Linked DNA regions of Homo sapiens: region 2 is linked to region 1. A link is an interaction called in ENCODE POLR2A ChIA-PET data of the cell type or tissue named here. Cell type or tissue: OCI-LY7. All regions are shown on one strand. Region 1 overlaps MSL2 (MSL complex subunit 2). Region 2 overlaps PPP2R3A (protein phosphatase 2 regulatory subunit B''alpha).

Evidence for each region. Peaks named below come from ENCODE experiments on the same cell type or tissue, not always from the same donor. Only the 100,000 strongest peaks of a DNase experiment are listed, where the experiment ranks them.
Region 2: POLR2A ChIA-PET joins it to region 1 with 6 read pairs; 4 of 35 experiments call an interaction of 5 or more read pairs at or near these places.

Annotation. Positions count from the first base shown.
Region 1 is chr3:136,168,714-136,173,713 of GRCh38, forward strand. The region is part of intron 1 of MSL2 (MSL complex subunit 2); the gene reads right to left. Among named protein-coding and RNA genes, the nearest start is that of MSL2, 25 kb to the right of the region's middle. In OCI-LY7, no CTCF peak of the experiment used is centred here; no DNase peak of the experiment used is centred here; H3K27ac peaks cover 593 bases.
Region 2 is chr3:136,084,821-136,089,820 of GRCh38, forward strand. PPP2R3A (protein phosphatase 2 regulatory subunit B''alpha) reads left to right here. Exons shown (of 14, transcript NM_002718.5): 9 at 3,063-3,111. Among named protein-coding and RNA genes, the nearest start is that of MSL2, 110 kb to the right of the region's middle. In OCI-LY7, no CTCF peak of the experiment used is centred here; no DNase peak of the experiment used is centred here.

The DNA.
Region 1 (5,000 bases):
CTGCACGTTCTGCACATGTATCCCAGAACTTGAGTATAATAATAAAAAAAAAAAACTCACCAAAGTTTTTAAATATTAAGTTTTCCAGGTTCACTAATTCTAAAACCAATTTCCTCAGCAATTACTGTTCAATGAGATAACACCCTTTTTGACAGCCACTGCTTTCCAAATGGCCCAGATAACTTTACTGATCATCTAAGCATAGCTACAATCATATATACAGAAGAAAATACAGAAGAAAAAAAAGAAAACCTTTATTAACAGCAAAAAGCATTTTGTTGCCAGCCATATCACACGGCTGTGAGGCTCTTGATCAAAAGACAGGATGGTAACTTAAGCAATGACAAAACATTTTTAATGGATGACAAGAGGCGCACTTTATCTTGGAAAGGCACTCTGAAACGCTGCAAACAGAAAATCTTCCACTATTTTGTACAGGAATGTAGTCTTGGATTCTGCCAGGCAAATCTTTCCTGTACCATGGGGGCATGGCTTGTTTTTGTTGTTGTTGTTTTGGCGGGGGGGGGGGGGGGGGGGGGTGCTTATTTTTTAAATGGTTACGGGTACATAATTTTTGTGCATATGTATGGGGGTACACGTGATATTCTGACAAGCATATAACCTGTAACAATCAAATGAGGCTAACTGGAATATCCATCACCTCAAACATTTATCATTTCCTTGTGTTGGGAACATTCCAAATCCACTCCTATTATTGGTTTTGGTGGGTTGTTTGTTTTTTGTGTTTTTTTTGAGACGCAGTCTCACTCTGTCACCTAGGCTGCAGTGGAGTGGCATAATCTGGGCTCACTGCAACCTCTGCCTCCCTGGTTCAAGCAATTCTCCTGCCTCAACCTCCTGAGTAACTGGGATTACAGGTGCACACCACCACGCCCAGCTAATATTTTGTATTTTTAGTAGAGACGGGGTTTCACCATGTTGGCCAGGGTGGTCTTGAACTCCTCCTGACCTCAGGTGATCCACCTGCCTCGGCCTCCCAAAGTGCTGGGATTACAGGCGTGAGCCACCGCACCCAGCCTCTACGTGTTTTGAAATATACAATAAATCATGGTTAACTGGCCAGGCACGCTCCAGCACTTTGGGAGGCCAAGGTGGATTGATCACTTGAGGTCAGGAGTTCAAGACCAGCCTGGTCAACATGGTAAAACCTCATCTCTACTAAAAATAAAAAAGTAGCCAGGTGTGGTGGCAGATGCCTGTAATCCCAGTTACTCGGGCTGAGGCACAAATCATTTGAGCCCAGGAGGTGAAAGATGCAGTGATCCAGGATCGCGCCACTGCACTCCAGCCTGGGCGACAGAGAGACTCCATTAAAAAAAAAAAAATCAGCGGGGCGGTGGCTCATGTCTATAATCCCAGCACTTTGGGAGGCTGAGGCAGGCAGATCACCTGAGGTCAGGGGTTCACGACCAGCCTGGCCAACATGGTGAAACCCCGTCTCTACTTAAAAATATATATATATACAAAAATTAGCTGGGCGTGGTGGTGCATGCCTGTAATCCCATCTACTCAGGAGGCTGAGGCAGGAGAATCATTTGAGCCCAGGAGGCAGAAGCTACAGTGAGCCGACATCACACTACTGCACTCCAGCCTGGGAGACAAGAGCAAAAATCCCTCTCAAAAAAAAAAAACCATTGTTAACTATAGTCATTCTACTGTGTGACTGAAGTACAAGACCTTTCCATAAAGACTCAATCCAACCATATTTGTTTCAAATATACTTCACAGCTTTCCATTTTCTACAGGATGACCAAAAGGAAAAAAAACTCTGTCCTTTTTTTTTTTTTTTTTTTTTTTTGAGATGGGAGTCTCGCTCTGTCGCCAGGCTGGAGTGCAGTGGCGTGATCTCGGCTCACTGCTGCCTCCTGGGTTCAAGCGATTCTCCTGCCTCAGCCTCCCGAGTAGCTGGGACTACAGGCGTGCGTCACCATGCCCAGCTAATTTTTGTATTTTTAGTAGAGACATTCACTATGTTGGCCAGGATGGTCTCGATCTCTTGACTTCGTGATCCGCCCACCTCAGCCTCCCAAAGTGCTGGGATTACAGGCGTGAGCCACTGTGCCCAGCCTGTCCATATTTTTAAATAACTCCAATCAGGCCAAAAAAGAATACAAGCCTGATCTCAAACTGGCAGGGGGATACCTTTTTAATTTATAAAAGGAGGTAAAAATGAGGTAGCAGAACCCTAACAATGATGGGAGGGAAAAGAGGCCAATTATATGCCAAGATTTGTTCAATATGTTTGAGAAAGTATTCTACTTTCTGTTCCATCCCGAAACATGTCCTAATGATGAATGTTTTCTGTATGTTTGGCATTGTAAAAGTAATCATTTTCTTTCATTATATTATTACTCAACATTTACCTGGGTATGTCTCACAAACATGAGAAAATGAGACATGTTAAATCTTTAAAAATTTAGCAAGTCATTGCTGTTTCAAATCAAAAGGAAGTGTAAAGTTAGTCACTGTTACAAGTCAGATTCCTAGGCATGCAAACTCTTAGGACAGGTTAGTGTGCAGAAAACTTATGAAGAGCTTCTCTCAGGATTATCATTTGTAAAGGAAGGAAGGAAGTGGCTGGGATGAACTCACAAAAAAGGCCTCAGATGACCCAAAAGAAACTCTAAAGCTGAATGACTCCTTAGGGTTGTCCTATGCTGGGCCCAAGGAGCCAGGTACTTTAATGAACCAGAACCTGGAGGCACACTACTCACAACGAAAGCATGTGACCATGAATGAGTTGCTCTCTTCAGCCAAGGATGATTCCCAGACAGGTCTCACAGCCTCAGCAGCACACCCACTAGCTAAAAGAATGAATTTCTTTAAGCCTTAAGTGGGGATTTGGGTATTACATCATGGCATCCACTACAATCAGTAATTCTGTAACTGTCCAAGTCTGACAAATTTTGAGTAAAACAATGTCATATATATTAATAGTGTGCTCCTAAGTGATTTGGCCCTCAGTTTCTTAAAGCTATTAACTAAATATCTAGGTTCTTTTCACAGCTGTAAAATTTGATGATTCCAAGACGTATGGCCAGGTCTATAAAGGGTGTATCAAAAGCCTTGCATTTGGGTATAATTAATTTTCACTAGGTATCATGTTGAGGTAACAGGTATGTATGTGAGAGTTTTATTCTACTTTGTATGTTGAAACTTTTTCTTTTTTTTGGAGACAGGGTCCCACTCTGTTGCCCAGTCGCTTAGGATGAAGTGCAGTGTCATGGCTCATCGTAGCCTCAACCTCCTGGGGCTCAAGCAATCCTCCTAACTCAGCCTTCTGCGTAGGTGGGACCACAACTCCTGGCTCAAGCGATCCACCCACCTTGGCCTCCCAAAGGGCTGGGATTACAGGCGTGAGCCACCGCACCTGGCCTGTATATTGAAATTTTCTATAAACGTGACAAAATAAAGTCCAATGAAAGCTTGAATATTTCTACTTATGTCAATTTTTTCATGCTTCCAAATTTACCAGAAGGTTTACATATTTAAGTATTCTCCCTCTCTCCACCTCTCATCATACTCATACTCACTCCCCGACAACACATACACACATACAGTACCCTTTTCTTCTTCCCTCCTACGTAAATCCTCCTCTCCCTCCAATGCTTTGGCTCACATACCTCCCATACTCCCCCCACCCAGTTACCTATACCTAATGTTATTTATACCCTCTCTCTCACTTCCACCTTCAACCTTCCTTCCTATAGCAACTCCCCATCCAGTTATTCCCTATGCAGAAGCTTCTCACCAGAATGTGTCTTCTAATGAAAGGCAAAAATTGCTAATCCCAAATGTAGTGGGCACTTCTGGTTCATTATTCTTCCCTTGAAATGCTCTCCTCCTTTCTCCCCTAACACTGTCTCCGTCATCTCCTCTACATCCTCTTCTGTCCCCTCATTAATTTTAGTATTTCCCATGTTTCCTTAATAGGATCTACTCTCCTTACTCCCTTTCAGTAATCCTTAGTAATCCTTACTGACACAGACCCCTTTGAGAATCTGACTATACAAATGTGTACGTCTTCAGTTCAAGAGCTAATAAAAAAAAAAGTACAAATTGTTGTTCAGAATCTTATGAGGATCATTAATCTTTTCCCCTTTTGAAACAGACATGACACCATACAAACTTTAAAACTGACCTACGGGGCCGGGCACAGTGGCTCACACCTGTAATCCCAGTACTTTGGGAGGCCAAGGCAAGAGGATCACTTGAGGTCAGGAGTTCAAGACCTGACTGTCCAACATGGCGAAACCCTACCTCTACTAAAAATACAAAACCAGCCAGGCATGGTGGTGTGCGCCTGTAATCCCAGCTACTTGGGAGGCTGAGGCACAAAAATCGCTTGAACCCAGAAAGCAGAGGTTGCAGTGAGCTGAGATCACGCCACTGCACTCCAGCCTGGGCGACAGAGCAAGACTTTGTCTCAAAATAAACAAACAAACAAACAAAAGAAGGTGGAACATACTTCTTTCTAGAGTGATTGCCCATAAAGCTGTTTTAACTACTGTTCATAAACTGGTGACTTCTGAATCTGTATCTCCAACTCAAATCTTTCTCCCCTGAACTTCAGACCCAATATCGAAGTGCCTACTAGGAATCTCATCTCTCTTTTGCCAACCCACAGGTAATTCAAGCTTAACATGAGCAAATATAAATTTTATCTCCCATAAATCCCCACCTAAAAGCCTGGTCTTCCTCCTGCATCCCTTATTCTCTTGGTACTGACACTATCATTCATTCACAAACTAAATACCTTGAAACCACCCAGACTCTTCACCTCCATTCCATATCCAATTGTTCTCCCTGCATGTAGTTTATAAAAATCTGCCAATTCCACCCCTTCAGGTTTTATTTGCATGACTACTACTGCCTTAGTTCAACCTTCATCATTGTTCACCCCGAATTTCGAGTTTTCTAGCTTATCTCCGTGCCTTACCTAATCAATTCATCTTCCACACTGCCACCATATGATCTTT
Region 2 (5,000 bases), 84 kb before region 1:
AGACTTGCATCGGGCCTGTAGCCCCTTTGTTTTGACTGATTTCTCCCATTTGGAACAGGTGTATTTACCCAATGCCTGTATCCCTGTTGTATCTAGGAAGTAACTAACTTGCTTTTGATTTTACAGGCTCATAGGTGGAAGGAAGTTGGGTTGTCTCAGATGAGACTTTGGACTGTGGACTTTTGAGTTAATGCTAAAATGAGTTAAGACTTTGGGGGGACTGTTGCGAAGGCATGATTGGTTTTGAAGTGTGGGGATCTGAGATATGGGAGGAGCCATGGTTGGAACAATATGGTTTGGCTGTGTCCCCACCCAAATCTCTTATTGAATTGTAGCTCCCATAATCCCCAAGTGAAATGGGAGGGACCAGGTAGGAGTTAATTGAGTCATGGGGGCGGGTCTTTCCTGTGCTGCTCTCATGATAGTGAGTAAGTCTCATGAGAGCTCATGGTTTTAGAAAGGGGAGTTCCCCCACACACACCCCTGCTGCCATGTAAGATGTGCCTTTGCTTCTCCTTTGCCTTCCACCATGATTGTGAGGCCTCCCCAGCCATGTGGAACTGTGAGTCCATTAAACCTCTTTCCTTTATAAATTACCCAGTCTCAGGTATGTCGTTATTAGCAGCGTGAGAACAGACTAATACAGATGGGGTTTCGCCTTGTTGCCCAGGCTGGTCTCGAACTCTTGGGTTCAAGTGATCCACTCGCTTTGGCCTGCCAAAGTGCTAGGATTACAGGCATGATCCACCACACCTGGCCTGATTTAATATTAACTAAGCACTAAGATACATTGATTCATTCTTCTCTCATAAGATTGTCCCTGTTCTGTCCTTAAATGCCTTCTCAGGCACTGTTGATTTTTAAATGATACTTTAGCTTATTAGATATAGCAGAGTATGAATCTTAAATAAATGCATTGAATTTTGTTTTTGTTTTTTGGTATGGCTGTTACTAATGGTATGCATCTTAAGAAAAGGCTCATCAGGCAGGGGGCAGTGGCTCATGCCTGCAATACCAGCACTTTGGGAGGCCAAAGCGAGTGGATCACTTGAACCCAAGAGTTCGAGACCAGCCTGGGCAACATGGTGAAACCCTGTCTCTACAAAAAATACAAAAATTAAAAATTAAAAAATGTCTTTCAAATGACAAAAATACAAATATTAGTCAGATGTGGTAGCACATGCCTGTAGTCCCAGCTACTCAGGAGGCTGAGATGGGAGGATCTCCTGAACCTGGGGAAGTTGAGGATGCAGTGAGCCATGATGGTGCTGCTACACTCCAGCCTGAGCGACAGGGAGACCCTGTCTCAAAGAAAAAAAAAAAGGTTTGTTGTATATGATGTCAGGTTTCATAGAGCTTTGCGTATTTAAGAAATAAAGTTGGCCAGGCGCGGTGGCTCACGCCTGTAATCCCAGCACTTTGGGAGGCCAAGGCAGGTGGATTACTAGGTCAGGAGTTCAAGACCAGCCTGAACAACATGGTGAAACCCCATCTCTACTAAAAATACAAAAATTAGCCGGGTGTGGTGGTGCGTGCCTGTAATCCTAGCTACTCGGGAGGCTGAGGCAGGAGAACCGCTTGAACCCAGGAGGCAGAGGTTGCAGTAAGCCGAGATCACACCACTGTACTCCAGCCTGGGCGACAGAGCGAGAAGGGGCCACTGAATACTCCATAATTATCCACTCACCAGACTGTCCCTAATGAGACAACATAGAATAACATGATCTTCAATTTTAGGAAGCTAAACCTTCCCAAGCTAAAAAATGCCTTTAAAAAAAGATTTTGGCTTTACAATTAAATATCCTTGCCTTTCCTATATAGCCCTCTTTTTTTCTATCTAGTACAAATTAACCCCATAAACCAATGTTCAGCAAAATATAGAAGGTCTTTATATAAGCTTTGGTGTGTGGCCAGGCACGGCTGTTCCAATACACATATTCCCAACTTTCTTTGGCCAAACCAATTTACCTTTATGCTAACTGTACCTAACTATGTGCAGAAGAATTCGATGCTGATAGCTGCTAAGTCCCTAATGACCTTATTGATGATCCTGAAATTTTAGTGTGCATGCCATTGCCTGGGGCATCTGTTAAAGAACAGGCTGGGCATGGTGGCTCACGCCTGTATTCCTAGCACTTTGGGAGGCTGAGGTGGGCAGATCACCTGAGGTTGTGAGTTCAAGACCAGCCTGCCCAACATGGAGAAACCCCATCGCTAATAAAAATACAAAAAAATTAGCCAGGTATGGTGGCGCATGCCTGTAATCCCAGCTACTTGGGAAGCTGAGGCAGGAGAATCACTTGAATCCGGGAGGCGGAGGTTGCAGTGAGCCGAGATCACGCCATTGCACTCCAGCCTGGGCAACAGGAGCAAAACTCTGTCTCAAAAATAAATAAATAAATGAAAGAACAGGTCTCTAGTCGTGTCTCTCTCTCTCTCTCTCTCTCTCTCTCTCTCTCTCTCTCTCTCTCTCTCTCTCACCAACATGCTAACTTAAGCCACGATTATCTATGTGAATAAAACTTCCTGATGGAATTTCTAAAAATCTTATGTTATATCATGTTAAACCCTGGGCTTTTATAAAATGGGAATATAAGAAAAGTATGTTTGTAGTGTGTTTGAGTAGCTTTTAAAAAAACTACTTGAAAGCATTCTCCATTGTTTTAACTTCGTTTTGTTTTATTTTACATTGTTTTAGGAGCTTACACAATCAGTTCTCCCTTGAATTTAAGGATAAAACTTGTCTTGTTTATAGGAAAATTGGTCTCATTGGATAAGATCAAAACAAATCCTATATATTTTTGTCCTAGCTGTCAGGATGTTCAGACCTAACTTAGCATTCAACTATATTAATACTTCCCAGATGTCAGCCACATTCATTTGCCTGTTATTTTTTAAAATTATATTAAAATTATGCGTAAATAAAAATGTACTCACATTCTCATCATGGACGATGGTTACGGTTTAGCTTGTAGCTAGTGAAAAGCAAATTTGTGAAAAGTATTGCCTTTATGGAGCATGTTTCTAACTAGCTTTGCAATTTTTTTTTTATCTACATTTAGCTTCATCAAGCAGGATTATTGAAAGGATATTCTCTGGTGCAGTAACAAGGTAAGAAAACGTTTAATGCTGTGTTTAAAAATGAACTACAAGTAATACCATAACCATCTCATTTTAGCAAAGCTTCCTGAATAATTTGGCAGTGCTATTGGACCAAATAATATCCTATAAAACATAGTTATGGCTTAATACAAGACAGTAATTCTTTTTTAAAAAAATAATTTCAACTTTTCTGATTCAGGGGGTACACGTGCAGGTCTGTCACATGGGAACACTGGGTGATGATGAGATTTGGTGTATGGAGGATCCTGTCACACAGGCAGTGAGCACAACACCCAACAGGCAGTCCCTCAGCCCTCACTGTGCTCACTCCCTACCCACTTCAGCAGTCCCCAGTGTCCATTGTTCCCATCTTTATGTCCATGTGTACTCAGTATTAGCTTCCACTTACAAGTGAGAACATACGGTATTTGGTTTTCTGTTCCTGTGTTAATTCGCTTAGGATGATGGCCTTCAGCTGCCTCCATGTTGCTGCAGGGACATGATTTCATAATTTTTATGGCTGCATAGTATTCAATGGTATATATGTACCACATTTTCTTTATCCAGTCTACTGTTGGTAGGCATCTAGGTTGATTCCATGTCTTTGCTATTGTGAATAGTGCTGGATAAACATACAAGTACCTGTATCTTTGTGGTAGAATGATTTATTTTCCTTTGGGTATATACCCAGTAATGGGATTGCTGGGTCGAATGGTAGTTCTGTTTTAAGTTCTCTGAGAAATCAACTGCTCTCCACCACAGCTGGACCCATTTACATTCCCACTAACAGTGTATAAGTATTCCCTTTTCTCCACAGCCTCACCAGCATGTGTTACATTTTGACGTTTTAGTAGTTGACATTCTGGCTGTTGTGAGATGGTATCTTGTTGTGGTTTTGATTTGCATTTCTCTAATGATGAATGATGTTGAGATTGTTTCATGTTTGTTGGCTGCCTGTATGTCTTCTTTTGAGAAGTGTCCGTTCATGTCCTTTGCCCATTTTTAAATGGGGTTGTTTTTTGCTTGTTGATTTAAGTTCGATATAGAGTCTGGATATTAGACCTCTGTTGGATACATAGTTTAAGAATATTTTCTCCCATTCTGTAGGTAGGTAGTTAAATCTGTTGATAGTTTCTTTTGCTGTGCAAAAGCTCTTTAGTTTAATTAGGTCCCAATCATCAATTTTTGGTTGTGTTGCAGTTGCTTTTGAGGACTTAGCCATAAATTATTTGCCTAGGCTAATGTCAAGAAGGGTATTTCCTAGGGTTTTTTCTAGAATTGTTATAGTTTCAGGTCTGATATTTAAGTCTTTAATCCATTGTGAATTAATTTTTTATATGGTAAAAAGTAAGGGTCTGGTTTCATTCTTCTGCATATAGCTAATCAATTATCCCAGCACTGTTTATTGAATAGGGAGTCTTTTTCCCGTTGTTTGTTTTTATCGACTTTGTCAAATATCAGATGGTTGTAGGTGTGCAGCTTTATTTCTGGGCTCTCTCTTCTGCTCCATTGGTCTGTGTGTCTGTTTTTGTACCAGTACCATGCTGTTTTGGATACAGTAGCCTTATAGTGTAGTTTGAAGTCAGGTACTATGATACCTCTCGCTTGGTTGTTTTTGCTTAAGATTGCTTTAGCTATTGGGACTTTGTTTTTGGTTCCATATGAATTTTAGAATGGTGTTGTTTTTTTTTTTTTCTTAAAAAAAAACTAGTCTGTGAAAAACGACATTAGTTTAATAAGAATAACATTGAATCTGTAGATTGCTTTGGGGAGTATGGCTATTTTAACGATATTGAATCTTCCTATCCATGACCATGGAATGTTTTTCCATTGGTTTGTGTTATCTCTGATTTCTTTCAGCAGAGTGTTGTAGTCCTCCCTGTAGAGATTTTTCACCT